Regions from separate parts of the Homo sapiens genome. Here region 2 is linked to region 1. A link is a contact called in ENCODE Hi-C or POLR2A ChIA-PET data. All regions are on one chromosome and are shown on one strand. The core of a region is the stretch at or near the end of the contact, and the rest is flanking DNA. Distances in the headings are between cores, read along the strand shown. Region 1 overlaps GRID2IP (Grid2 interacting protein). Region 2 holds the start of MIOS-DT (MIOS divergent transcript).

Evidence for each region. Hi-C counts contacts between places; a loop is a spot of excess contacts on that map. ChIA-PET counts read pairs that join two places held with the same protein, here RNA polymerase II (POLR2A). Pooled maps may share reads with other maps.
Region 2: a loop to region 1 is called in a map of PC-9, with 5 times the contacts of the local background. The contact joins the promoter of MIOS-DT here to the enhancer-like site in region 1. A Hi-C loop is called at or near these places in 2 of 168 maps with a recorded cell type or tissue (B cell and PC-9), 3 of 37 single-sample maps with no recorded cell type and 10 of 50 pooled maps. POLR2A ChIA-PET finds 5 or more read pairs at or near these places in 1 of 52 experiments (activated B cell).

The regions. Positions count from the first base shown.
Region 1 is chr7:6,512,273-6,518,923 of GRCh38, reverse strand. It overlaps GRID2IP (Grid2 interacting protein), which reads left to right. Exons shown (of 22, transcript NM_001145118.2): 8 at 4,395-4,549. LOC101927325 (a long non-coding RNA gene) reads right to left here. Exons shown (of 5, transcript XR_007060200.1): 5 at 1,889-2,518. Among named protein-coding and RNA genes, the nearest start is that of KDELR2, 31 kb to the right of the region's middle. Within about 2 kb of position 2,388, at least 2 of the 41 ENCODE cell types and tissues checked have a DNase peak (open chromatin) inside an H3K27ac peak, as active enhancers do.
Region 2 is chr7:7,560,664-7,567,314 of GRCh38, reverse strand. It overlaps MIOS-DT (MIOS divergent transcript), which reads left to right and starts at 1,250. Exons shown (of 5, transcript NR_110084.1): 1 at 1,250-1,401; 2 at 2,991-3,078. MIOS (meiosis regulator for oocyte development) reads right to left here and starts at 431. Exons shown (of 13, transcript NM_019005.4): 1 at 243-431. RefSeq lists a silencer at 1-610.

The DNA of each region.
Region 1 (6,651 bases), core at 1,139-3,638:
AAAACAAAAAAAAACTGTGCTTGATATCATGTTTTGTGTCTAACTTATTCACCAATTACTATGTGTTTAGCTCTGTCCAATGTATATTTCATACATTGATTATAACTAAAGCCAAATTCCTTTAGATCACAGTGATGCCCAACTTTTTATTTTTGCTAGTTTCTTTTTTTTAATTTTTATTTTTTGTTTGAGATGGAGTCTTACTCTGTCATCAGGCTGGAGTACAGTGGCGTGCTCTCGGCTCACTGCAACCTCCCCCTCCTGGGTTCAAGCGATTCTCCTGCCTCAGCCTCCCGAGTAGCTGGGACTACAGGCACTCTCCACCACGCCCAGCTAATTTTTGTATTTTTAGTAGAAACAGGGTTTCACCATGTTGGCCAGGATGGTCTTGATCTCTTGACCTCGTGATCTGCCCACTTCAGCCTCCCAAAGTGCTGGGATTACAGGTGTGAGCCACGACACCCGGCCTATTTTTGCTACTTTCTTAGCCATAAAAGTGACATCCTGTTATTTTTATTTGATTTTCTTCTATTACTAATTATTTTAAGCATCTTTTAATATGCTTGTGAACTTTTTCTGGGATTTTTCTCTATAAATTACTGTTCATACCCTTTGTCCATTTTTGTTTTCTTGGACTTTTTGTCCTTGTTGACTGGCATGAAGTTTCTTGTATATTTTATTTTATTTATTTTCTGAGACAGGGTCTCACTCTGTCACCCAAGCTGGAGTGCAGTGGTGCAAACACAGCTCACTGCAGCCTCGAACTCCCAGGCTGAAGTGATCCTTGTGCCTCTGCCCCCCAGGTAGTTGGGACTACAGGCACTCGCCTACCATGCCCAGCTAATTTTTTTTTTTTTTTTAGTAGAGACAGGGTTTTGCCATGTTGCTGGTCTTGAACTCCTGGGCTCAAAAGATTTGCCCATTTTAGCCTTCCAAAGTGCTGGGATTACAGGTGTGAGCCACTGCTCCCAGCCCCTTGTATATTTTATTTTATTTATTTATTTATTTATTTATTTATTTTGAAGCAGAGTTTTGCTCTGTCGCCCAGGCTGGAGTTCAGTGGCATGATCTTGGCTCACTTCAACCTCTGCCTTCCCGGTTCAAGTGTGTCTCCTGCCTCAGCCTCCTGAGTAGCTGGGATTACAGGCGCCCACCACCATGCCTGGCTAATTTTTGTACTTTTAGTAGAGATGGGGTTTCACCATGTTGGCCAGGCTGGTCTCGAACTCCTGACTCAGGTGATCCCCCTGCCTCAGCCTGCCAAAGTGCTGGGATGACTTGTGAGCCACGACGGCTGGACACCTTTGTATATTTTAGATGCTGATTTCTCCTTGATTTTGAACATTGTAAATTTCTCTCCCATTTGTTACTTCTGTTATTAGGTCTGTTGTGTCTAATATGAATGTGTCTAAGTTGGGCTTCCTTGAATAGATAACCTTGATTTTGCATAATCAAACTCACCACATTTTTGGTCTTATAGTTTTGTGTAGGGTCCAGCCCTACAGGGCCTGTGGGTTTTTCTCTTCGTGTGCGGAGATGAGAGATCGTAGAAATAAAGACACAAGACGGCTGGGCGCGGTGGCTCATGCCTGTAATCCCAGCACCTTGGGAGGCTGAGATGGGCAGATCACGAGGTCAGGAGATCGAGACCATCCTGGCTAACATGGTGAAACCCCGTCTCTACTAAAAATACAAAAAAAAAATAGCCGGGCGTGGTGGCAGGCGCCTGTAGTCCCAGCTACTCGGGAGGCTGAGGCAGGAGAATGGTGTGAACCTGGGAGGCGGAGCTTGCAGTGAGACGAGATTGTGCCACTGCACTCCAGCCTGGGTGACAGAGCCAGACTGTCTCAAAAAAAAAAAAAAGAAAGAAAGACACAAGACAAAGAGATAGAAGAAAAGACAGCTGGGCCCGGGGGACCACTACCACCAAGACGCGGAGACCAGTAGTGGCCCCGAATGCCTGGCCGTGCTGTTATTTATTGTGTACAAGGCAAAGGGGCAGGGTATGGAGTGAGAGTCATCTCCAATGATAGGTAAGGTCATGTGAGTCACGTGTCCGCCAGACAGGGGGCCCTTCCCTATTTGGTAGCTGAGGCGGAGAGAAAGAGGGGACAGCTTACGTAATTATTTCTTCTATGCATTTTAAAGACTTTAGTACTTTCACTAATTCTGCTGCTGCTATCTAGAAGGTGGAGCCGAGTGCACAGGGCAGAACATGAATGCGGACCAGGAGCGTGACCACTGAAGCACAGCATCACAGGGACAGCGTTAGGCCTCTGGGTGGCTGCGGGCGGGCAAGCAGTGGTGGAGCAGAGTCTTCTTTAACTCCACCAGGAAAGGGAGACTCCCTTTCCCGGTCTGCTAAGCAACGGGTGCCTTCCCAGGCACTGGCGTTACCAGTAGACCAGGGAGCCCTCTAGTGGCCCTGTCCAGGCATAACGGAGGGCTCACACTCTTGTCTTTTGGTCACTTCTCACCGTGTCCCTTCAGCTCCTATCTCTGTATGGCCTGGTTTCTCCTAGGTTATAATTGTAGGACAAAGATTATTATAATATTGGAATAAACAGTAATGCTACAAACTAATTATTAATAATATTCATATACATATCTATAATCTATTTCTAGTATAACTATTCTTATTCTATGTATTTTCTTTATTATATTGGAACAGCTTGTGCCCTCGGTCTCTTGCCTTGGCATCTGGGTGGCTTGCCGCCCACAGTTTTGGCTTTTGAAATTTTAAGCTCTTCCCTGCTTCTAGGTCAAAAGATATTCTCCTACTTTATTTTTATTTATTTATTTATTTATTTTTTATTATTATTATTTTGAGACGGGGTCTTGCTCTGTCACCCAGGCTGGAGTGCAATGGCGCGATCTCAGCTCACTGCAACCTCCACCTCCCGGGTTCAAGCGATTCTGCTGCCTCAGCCTCCCGAGTAGCTGGGATTACAGGCACACACCACCACGCCTGGCTGATTTTTGTATTTTTAGTAGAGAGGGGGTTTCACCACGTTGGCCAGACTGGTCTCGAACTCCTGAGCTCGTGATCCACCCACCTCAGCCTCCCAAAGTGCTAGGATTACAGGCGTGAGCCACCACCCCCAGCCTATTTTTATTTTTGTTTATTTATTTATTTTTTTGAGACAGAGTCTCGCTCTGTGGCCCAGGATGGAGTGTAGTGGCGCAATCTTGGCTCGGTGCAACCTCCGCCTCCCCGAGCTCAGGCGAGGCGATTCTCCTGCCTCAGCCTCCTGAGTAGCTGGGATTACAGGTGCACACCAACATGCCTACCACATTTTTGTATTTTTTTGTAGAAACAGGGTTTACCATGTTGGCTAAGCTGATCTTGAGCTCCCGACCTCAGATGATTCGCCTGCCTCAGCCTCCCAAAGTGCTGGGATTATAGGCATGAGCCACCATGCCTGGCCTGCTCTATATGTTTTTTGGTTTTTTGGGTTTTTTTGAGACAGAGTCTTGCTCTGTCACCCAGGCTGGAGTGCAGTGGCGCAATCTCAGCTCACTACAACCTCCGCCTCCCAGTCTAAGCGATTCTCCTACTTCAGCCTCCTGAGTAGCTGGGACTGAGGGTACATGCCACCACGCCCAGCTAATTTTTGTATTTTTAGTAGAGAGGGGGTTTCACTATGTTGGCCAGACTGGTCTTGAACTCCCGATCTGAGGTGATCCAACCGCCTCGGCCTCCCACAGTGCTGGGATTACAGGCGTGAGCCGCCACGCCAGGCCTGCTCTGTGTGTTTTAATCTTCACAACAGCTCTATGAGGTAGATGCTATTTTTATCCCCATTTTACAAATGAGGAAACTGAGGCACAGAGAGGGTAAGTCACTTGAGAAAGGTCACTTAGCTGGTAAGTGGCAGAGCTGAGATTGGAGTCTGGCTACCCTATCCCTGGAGCCTGCCTTCCTGCCCACTTCTCTCTCTCTCTCTTTTTCTTTTCTTTTTTTTTTTTTTTGAGTTGGAGTCTCACTCTGTCTCCCAGGCTGGAGTGCAGTGACACGATCTCAGCTCACTGCAACCTCCACTTCCCAGGCTCAAGCAATTCTCCTGCCTCAGCCTCCCGAGTAGCTGGGATTACAGGTGTGCACCACCACACCTGACTAATTTTTATACTTTCAGTAGAGACGGCCTTTCACCATGTTGGCTGGGCTGGTCTCGAACTCCTGACCTCAAATGATCCACCTGCCTCGGCCTCTCAAAGTGCTGGGATTACAGGCGTGAGCCACTGTGCCCGGCCCCCACTTCTGTCTTTGAAGGGTAGGGATAGGGCATGAGGGCAGACGCTGTGGCTTGGAAGTGCCGTCTTGTCTACCCCCACTCTGTGCATCATGGTAAGCCCGTGAGTATTGAGCCTCACATTCCTGCACCTTCCCCCAGGAACATCGACACCCTCATCGTTGACGTCTACCCTGTGCTGGACACCCCTGCCAAGCAGGTCCTGTGGCAGTTCATCTACCAGCTGCTGACCTATGAGGAGCAGGAGCTCTGTCAGGAGAAAATCGCATGCTTCCTGGGCTACACGGCCATGACAGGTAAGCGTCCTCTCCCCTGCCACTTCCCTGCCTGCAGCTGCTGACTGTCCAGCTCACCAGGTGAACAGACAGACACCTGTTCTCACATGTGAAGGTGTTTGTTTGCTTGTTTGTTTGTTTTGAAATGGAGTCTCACTCTTGTGCCCCAGGCTGGAGTGCAATGGCACGATCTTGGCTCACTGCAACCTCCGCCTCCCAAGTTCAAGCGATTCTCCTGCGTCAGCCTCCCGAGTAGCTGGGACTAAAGGCGCATGTCACTACGCCCAGCTATTCTTTTGTGTTTTTAGTAGAGAAGAGGTTTCACCATGTTAACCATGATGGTCTCTATCTCCTGACCTCATGATCCACCCACCTCGGCCTCCCAAAGCACTGGGATTACAGGTGTGAGCCACCACGCCCAGCCTTTTTTTTTTTTTTTTTTTTTTTTGAGACGGAGTCTTGCTCTGTCGCCCAGGCTGGAGTGTCGTGGTGCCATCATGGCTCACCGCAGCCTCAACCTCCTGGGCTCAAGTGATCCTCCCACTCCGGCCTCCCAAAGCACAGGGATTACAGGTGTGAGCCACTGCATCTGGCCTCACCTATGAGGTCTTACAGCCGATTTGGGCCCCTCCCACATAGAAGTGTCCACAGCCATGCACGTACACACCCAATACACCAGGGCTAGGCCCACACGTGGCCCCACGGACGCGCCTTCCCAGCGTGACCTTTATGCAGCATATACAACATAACCTGAGACTTTAGACACTGCACCTAACCACCTGCAGTCTCAGTTTTTGCACCCACAAAATGGAAGTGGTCTCAGTGGCTGCGCTCTGTACTCTGAGAAGTGGAACTTGTGAGAAGGAACTCGTGTAAGGCTGGACGTGGTGGCTCACACCTATAATCCCAGCATTTTAGGAGACTGAGGTGGAAGCATCACTTGAGCTCAGGAGCTCAAGATTAGCCTGGGCAACATAGCAAGAGCCTGTCTCTACCAAAAAAAAAAAAAGTTTTAATTTAGCCAGGTGTGATGCACACCTGTAGTCCCGGCTACTTAGGAGGCTGAGGTGGGAAGATGGCTTGAGTGCAGGAGATCAAGGCTGCAGTGAGCTATGATCAAGCTACTGCCTCCAGAAAAAAAAAAAGGAAAGAAAAAAAGAAAAAAGAAAGAAACTCACGTGGTTGCCAGACATGCCAACACCACCACCAGGATCATGAGCACACGACCACATCCCACCTGGCTGGTGGGCTCCCAGTGTACTCTTTCTTGCACACACACAGGCCTGCAGTGCCATGTGTGGCTGCCACCTGTCTGTTCAGCGTGCCCTCCGAATGCCCACAAACCCCTGCACTCAGCATGCAGGTCATGTGGATGGAAGGTGTGCCGAAGCCTGTGTTCTACCCTGTTCTAGGCATCCTGCACCTGCTATGAAAGCCGCTGCAGGTGCAGTGGTTCACTCTTGTAATCCCAGCACTTTGGTAGGCTGAGGTGGGTGGATCACTTGAGGTCAGGAGTTCCAAGTCCAGCTTGGGCAACACAACAAGACCCCCATATATTCAAAATATTTAAAAATCAGCCAGGGGTGGCCGTGCGCGGTGACTCACGTCTGTAATCCCAGCACTTTGTGGAGCTGAGGCAGGCCAATCACGTGAGGTCAGGAGTTCGAGACAAGCCTGGCCAACATGGGGAAACCTCATCTGTACTAAAAATACAAAAATAAGCCAGGTGTGGTGGTACGCAGTTGTAATTCCAACTACTCGGGAGGCTGAGGCAGGAGAATTGCTTGAACCTGGGAGACGGAGGTTGCAGTGAGCTGAGATCGCACCACTACACTCCAACCTGGGCAACACGGTGAGACTCCATCTCAAAGAAAAAAAAAATAAAAAATTAGCCAGGCGTGGTGGTATGCACCTGTAGTCCCAGCTACTTGGGAGGATGAGGTGGGAGGAGCACTTGAGCTCAGGAGTTGGAGACCAGCCTGGGCAACATAGCAAAAAAATTTGAAATTAGCTGGGTGTGGTGGCACACACCTGTAATCCCAGCTGCAGGGGAGGCTCAGGCAGGAGGATCTGTTGAGCCTGGGATTCAAGGCTGCACTGAGCCTTGATTGCACTCCAGCCTG
Region 2 (6,651 bases), core at 1-2,500, 1.0 Mb before region 1:
AAGGCTGTAGCGTGTTCCCTGCGCCCCGAGGAGGTCTCCGCAGGTCCCACGGCCGCCCGCAGCCCCCGGTGGCTCCCGCTGAGGCCCGGCCAGGCGGCCGGCCGCCCGGCGCGATTACCCTACAGCGCGGAACGCGCTCCCCGCCGAGACGCCCGGGCCTTTCAACTAGGCTATCTCCGGCCCCTCGCTGCGGCCGCGGCGCTCCCGAGAGTCGAGACGCGAACCGGGTCGCGCTCACTGACCTGAGGTGGCAGCGCGGCCGCCGCACAGCCGCTTCCGGCCGGGACACCGCCCCGCCCGCCGCAGGAGCCCGGACGCGGGCAAGATGGCGGCCGCGGCCGTGCGGCCCGTGACCTGGACCACTGGGCTGGGACCCACGACCCCACCACCACGCCTGGAGGACGCGCAGCGGCGCCTCGGCCTTGGAAGGGGAGTTTCCCAGCGCGAGCCCCGCCCTTCCCCGCCCGGGAGGCGCCTCGGGGCGGGGTCACTGGCCGGGAGGCCCCGCCTTCCGCCCGAAAGCGCCGGTGCACCCCGCAGGCCCTGCCCGTGGGTCCACAGGCCGGATCCCCGGGTTCCTAGGCTGGGACTGCTTCTCAGAACCACTCTGTCGTTTTTAAGCAGGGTCACACACTCTAGCTCACTGGGTCCATTTTAATTTCTATTAAACATTTTTTTTTTTTTGCAAATGATGTAGTAGGAGATCCAAGGTGTTTGGTTAATGATTTATTCACTCATTAGTCATTCCACAAACTTGTCTTGAGCACCTGTTATGTACCCAGCACTGTGCTGGAATGCTGAGGAGACAGGAGTGAAGTAAAAAGACATGGTTCCGGCAGGAAACAGGCAAGGAGAGCCTTGACTTGGTAGGGCTAACACAGTGCTACACAGGAGGGACGCCCGCTCGGTGTCGGGGGTCAGCAAAGCTTCCTTAAGGACCACTAGGTTGAGACAAGAAGGATGAGTATGGGATTAGCCAGGAAAGGGAAAAGGGCAGTGGGAACTGGAAGAGAAGAGCCTTCTAGGACTGGGAAAGAGCAAGTGCCGGGTCAGGAGAGAGGACATAGCAGTGAGGAGGCAGTAGGTATGGATGAATGAGCAGAGGAAGTGGGGAGAGATTAAGGTGCTTTCAGAAACGGGTTGGAAACCAGTTTAGTGAGTTTGGATGGCATTTACCTAAAGGCAATGTTAGAGTCATCGAAAGTTTTTAATCAGGCAAGTGGTATGATCAGTTTTTTGTTTTGTTTTGTTTTTTTTGAGACGGAGTCTGGCTATATCGCCAGGCTGGAATGCAATGGCGCGATCTCTCCTCACTGCAACCTCCGCCTCCCGGGTTCAAGCGATTCTCCTGCCTCAGCACCTCGAGTAGCTGGGACTACAGGCGCGCGCCACCACGCCCAGGTAATTTTTTGTATTTTTAGGAGAGATGGGGTTTCACCATGTTGGCGAGGGTGGTCTCATTTCTTGACCTCGTGATGCGCCCACCTCGGTCTCCCAAAGTGCTGGGATTACAGGCATGAGCCACTGTGCCCGGCCAGTATGATCAGTTTTTGCGCAGAGAGCTGGAGGGATAGAGTATCAGAATGAGGGATGATAGAAACGCAGGTTACCAGTGGCACGGAGAGTGGGCATGGAGAGAAGTGGGGGCCCTGGGGAATACTTAGAAGGCGGGATGAACAGAGCTTGGTGACTGACCAAGTGAATGACGGTGAAAGAGGATTCCAAGTTTTTTGTTCCCAAAACTGAGTGAATGGTGCTGCCTCAGGTGTCACGAGTCTGACCTCGAGGCAGTCTTCAGATGTCTGACAGTCTTTGCTTGTCTGTTCATGATTAAAAGTGGGTGGTCTTGGGCTTGTGGTGGTGATGGCTGTAAACAGCATAATGAGCTTAGTCCTGATGATCTTGGTGGCAGATGGTTTTGATAAGATGATGAGTTTGGGGAAAGTATTGCCTTTCCAATCCTGCCATTAGAAGAATGTAGGCTGAAGAAAGTGCTGTATTACTGAGAGGAGACATGACAGTATTCATCACTTCAAACACTATCTTGCCAATCTTCTCAGTGGTTTTGACCCTGGCCTCAAACCCCCACACAAAACCTCAGATCAATACAAATCTCTTCCTTATCCACTCCTACTATACATAGTTGAGGACAACTTTTCTGCTTGCACTCAGGAGATGACACTGCCTCCTACTTCAGAAAAGAAAATTAAAACTATTAGCTAGAATTTGCACAACCTCCCACTGCTTCCTCCTTCCCTCCTCCAACATCTTGATTCACTACCATTCTTACCTTCTTTTAGGTGACAAAGAGTAAGAGGAGGAACCCCATGTATATCTCCTCTTCTGGGACCTTGCACCATCAATTACTTCACTTCCATGTATCTTTGCCTCTCCATTTCTACTGGTTCTTTACTTTCAACACATACTCAAGTTATTCCCATTTTCTCTTCAAAGGAGAGGATCATATTTGCTCTCTGTAATTCCACTTCCCCCTCTCTCCCTTGAATTCACTCCATTCAGTCCTTCATGCCCACCATGCCACGAAACTGCCACTTGTCAAGGTCACCTGTGAGCTCCATGCTGCCAGTTTCAATGGCCAAAGCTTCACTCTTGCAACTTCTGTTGTTCTTGACTACTTCCTCTCTTGACATGTCTCATTCACTTTGTTGCATATCATCACTTTCTTCTGGTTTGTCTTTTATCCCTGTGACTTCACTGTTCCTTAAACATGACAAGCATGCTCTTGCCTCAGGGCTTCTTCACTAGCTATTCCCTCTGTCTGGAATGCAGAAATCTACATGACTCATACTCTCCCTTTACTCAAGACTGCTCACTTGTCACTGACTACCTATAAATTAGCTCCTTTGTTGTTGTCTTTATGACACCACAACTTCACATACGTCGCCATCTCTTTACTTTCCTATAGTTATCTTCTAGACTGTGTCTTCTCCTTATCTCCAGTTTTCATTCTGTATTTTTTTTCTTTTTAGTAAGAGGAAATAACTCTACATTCAAATTTGAGCAGGGCACTTGGTGACCTACTTAGACATGACATTCCTTGGCCTCCCTTTCAGCAAGGTAAGGCTATATCAAAAAGTTATGTCCTGTAAGATGTGAGTAGAACTGGATCATGTCCCTTAAAAGGAAAGCTGCTTGCTATACACTTTCTCTTCCCTCTTCTTGCTGTCTGGCAAATGGCAAAAAGAAATACAGACTGGAAATGGAAGCCATGTATTAAGGAAGGCAAAGCTGTTCTCACTAGCCTAAGTCCCAAACTAATCTCAGGGAGCTGGGGCACCTCCTCCCTTGGATCAACCACAGACTTCTGGACCATTATGCAAGAGAAAATAAACTTTGTTCTTTAAAAAATCATTGTTTGTTTGGACCTGGTAGAGCAGCTTAGCCAATTCCCTAATTAAAACAGAGGGGCTCTGTCTATTTTATTCTCTGCTTAATCACCAGGATGTAAAACAGTACCTAATAAATGTGGTAAATAAAAATGTATTGAATAAATCCTAAAACAACGTATTTATTCTACATCCTCCTCCAGCTAATGTCCCTTTTTCAACTTTCTTTTCCACTCAAGCTTTGTGAAAGTATATATTTTTTCATATTGCCACTAATTCTTCTAAAGCCCCTCACAGGAATAAGTGACACCTTTCTCAGTCTTTTTGGAAACTGATTCCCCTTCTCTACTAAACCAAGATCCTTGCAGGTAGCAATCTTTTAGCATGGAACTTTGGATTTCCCTTAGCACCTGTTGCATAGGTATCCAAAAAATATTTACTGAGTTGAGTGAGTGCTTTGTATCTTTGGAAACAGTAAACCGTAGCAGAGAACTTGACAGACTGGTCTGAGATTACACTAGTTGCCTTTACTAAACATGCGTTTTACAATAGATCCTAGGGCCACTGTAGTTCAGTCTCGGTATTTTGTTTGTTTTTAATTTAAGCTTTTGTATTCCTAATAGGATTTTTTTATTGTTGTTTTTTTGAGATGGAGCCTCGCTCTGTCGCCCAGGCTGGAGTGCTGTGGTGTAGTCTCAACTCACCACAATCACTGCCTCCCAGGTTCAAGTGATTCTCCTGCCTCAGCCTCCTGAGTAGCTGGGATTACAGGCATGCGCCACCATGCCTGGCTAATTTTTATATTTTCAGTAGAGATGGGATTTCACCATGTTGGCCAGGCTGGTCTCGAACTCCTGACCTCAAGTGATCTGCCTGCCTCATCCTCCCAAAGTGCTGGGATTACAGGCATGAGCCACTGCGCTTGGCCAGGATGTTCTTTTTAAGATTCTTCATTTATGTTGTGGTGATCCAGGAGAGGATTTTTGTTGTGGTTTTAAAACCAGAAGGATTGCAGTTGAAGGACAGCGAATTTCTTTCTTATTTACAGCTGCTCCTGGCAGCAATTCAGTTACTACAGTACTGGAACATTTTGTGAAGTCTGTGACTGGCTAATCCCAATTCTTTTTATTTCCACATGCACAAAATCAGTCTGTACCTGAGAGCAAGTTTTGCTTTTAGATGGAGGCTGGGCAGGTATCAAGCTGAAATGAAGCCCTGTAAACATGTGCCATGGCTTAGGTAATCTTTTCACATAGGTTGAAGATCAGAAGATCAGAGATATCTTAAAATAATGGCCTTCAAAAACTTTTCTAGAATATCCCCAAATAAATTTTTTAAATCAATGCATTTCTTCATGCATTTTGGGATTACACCTAACATTGTCAAAACAAATTTACATAGTTGTCAAGTATATGATTTGTAATATTTTTTAAATCTTTAAATTATAAGCAAAACAGGGCTGGGTGTGGTGGCTCATGCTTGTAATCCCAGCACTTTGAGAGGCCGAGGCAGGTGGATCACCTGAGGTCAGAAGTTCAGGACTAGTCTGGCCAACATGGTGAAAGCCCGTCTCTATTAAAAATACAAAAATTAGCAAGGCATGGTGGTGCGCACTTGTAGTCCCAGCTACTTGGGAGGCTGAGGCAGGAAAATCGCTTGAATGCGGGAGGCAGAGGTTGCAGTGAGTCAAGACTATGCCACTGCACTCCAGCCTGGGCAACAGAGTGAGACTCTGTCTCCAAAAAAAAAAAAAAAAAAAAAAGTTTTTGGAAAAATTTGACAAAGCATATCATGTGAATTCAGATTTACCTCAATACCAAGAATTATGTTTAAATAGGACAAGGAAGATTTTTTAAGTTTTTATTTTAAGTTTAGGGGTACATGTGCAGGTTTGCCATATAGGTAAACTCATGTTATGGGGGTTTGTTATATAGATTATTTAGTTACTCAGGGATTAAGCCTAGTACCTGTTATTTTCCCTGATTCTCTCCCTTGTCTCACCCTCCACCCCTGGTAGGCCCTAATGTCTGTTGTTTCCCTCTATGCGTCCATGTGTTCTCATCTTTTAGCTTCCGCTTATAAATGAGAACATGCGATATTTGGTTTTTTGTTCCTGCATTAGTTTGCTAAGGATAATGGCCTCCAGGTCCATCCATGTTCCTGCAGGGGACATGATCTCATTCTTTTTTACGGCTGCATAGTATTCCATGGTGTATATTTACCACATTTCTTTTAACCAGTCTACCATTGATGGCCACTTAGGTTGATTCCATGTCTTTGTTATTGTGAATAGTGCCACGACAAACAGACATGTGCATGTGTCTTTATAATAGAATGATTTATATTCTTTTGGGTATATACCCAGTAATGGGATTGCTGGGTCAAATGATAGTTCTGTTTTTAGGTCTTTGAGGAGTCGCCACACTGTTTTCCACCATGGGTGAACTAAATTATATTCTCACTAACAGTGTATAAGCATTCTTTTTTCTCTGCAACCTTGCCAGCATCTGTTATTTTTTGACTTTTCAGTAATAGTCATTCTGACTGGGGTGAGATGGTACCTCGTTGTGGTTTTGATTTGCATTTCTCTAATGATCAGTAATGTTGAGCTTTTTTTTTTCATATACTTGTTGGCCACATGTATGTCTTCTCTGGAAAAGTGTCTGTTTATGTCCTTTGCCCACTTTTTAATAGGGTTTTTGTTTTTTGCTTGTAAATTTGTTTAAGTTCCTTATAGACGCTGGATATTAGACTTCCGTCAGTTGCATAGTTTGCAAAATTTTCTCCCATTCTGCAGGTTGTCTGTTTATTATGTTGATAGTTTCTTTTGCTGCACAGAAGCTCTTTAGTTGAATTAGGTCTCATTTGTCAATGTTTGCTTTCATTGCAGTTGTGTTTGGTGTCTTTGTCATGAAATCTTTGTCTATTCCTATGTCCAGAATAGTATTGCCTAGGTTGTCTTCCAGGGGTTTTGGGTTTTACATTTAAGTCTTTAATCCACCTTGAGTTAATTTTTGTATATGATATAAGGAAGGGGTCCAGTTTCAATCTTCTGCATATAGCTAGCCAGTTATCTCAGCACCATTTATTGAATAGGGAGTCCCTTCCCCATTGCTTATTTTTGTCAGCTTTGTTGAAGATCAGATGGTTGTAAGTATGCAGCTATATTTTTGGGCTGTCTGTTCTGTTCCATTTGTCAATGTGTCTGTTTTTGTACCCATACCTTTCTGTTTTGGTTACTGTAGCCCTGTAGTATAGTTTGAAGTCAGGTAGCATGCTGCCTTCAGCTTTGCTCTTGTTGCTC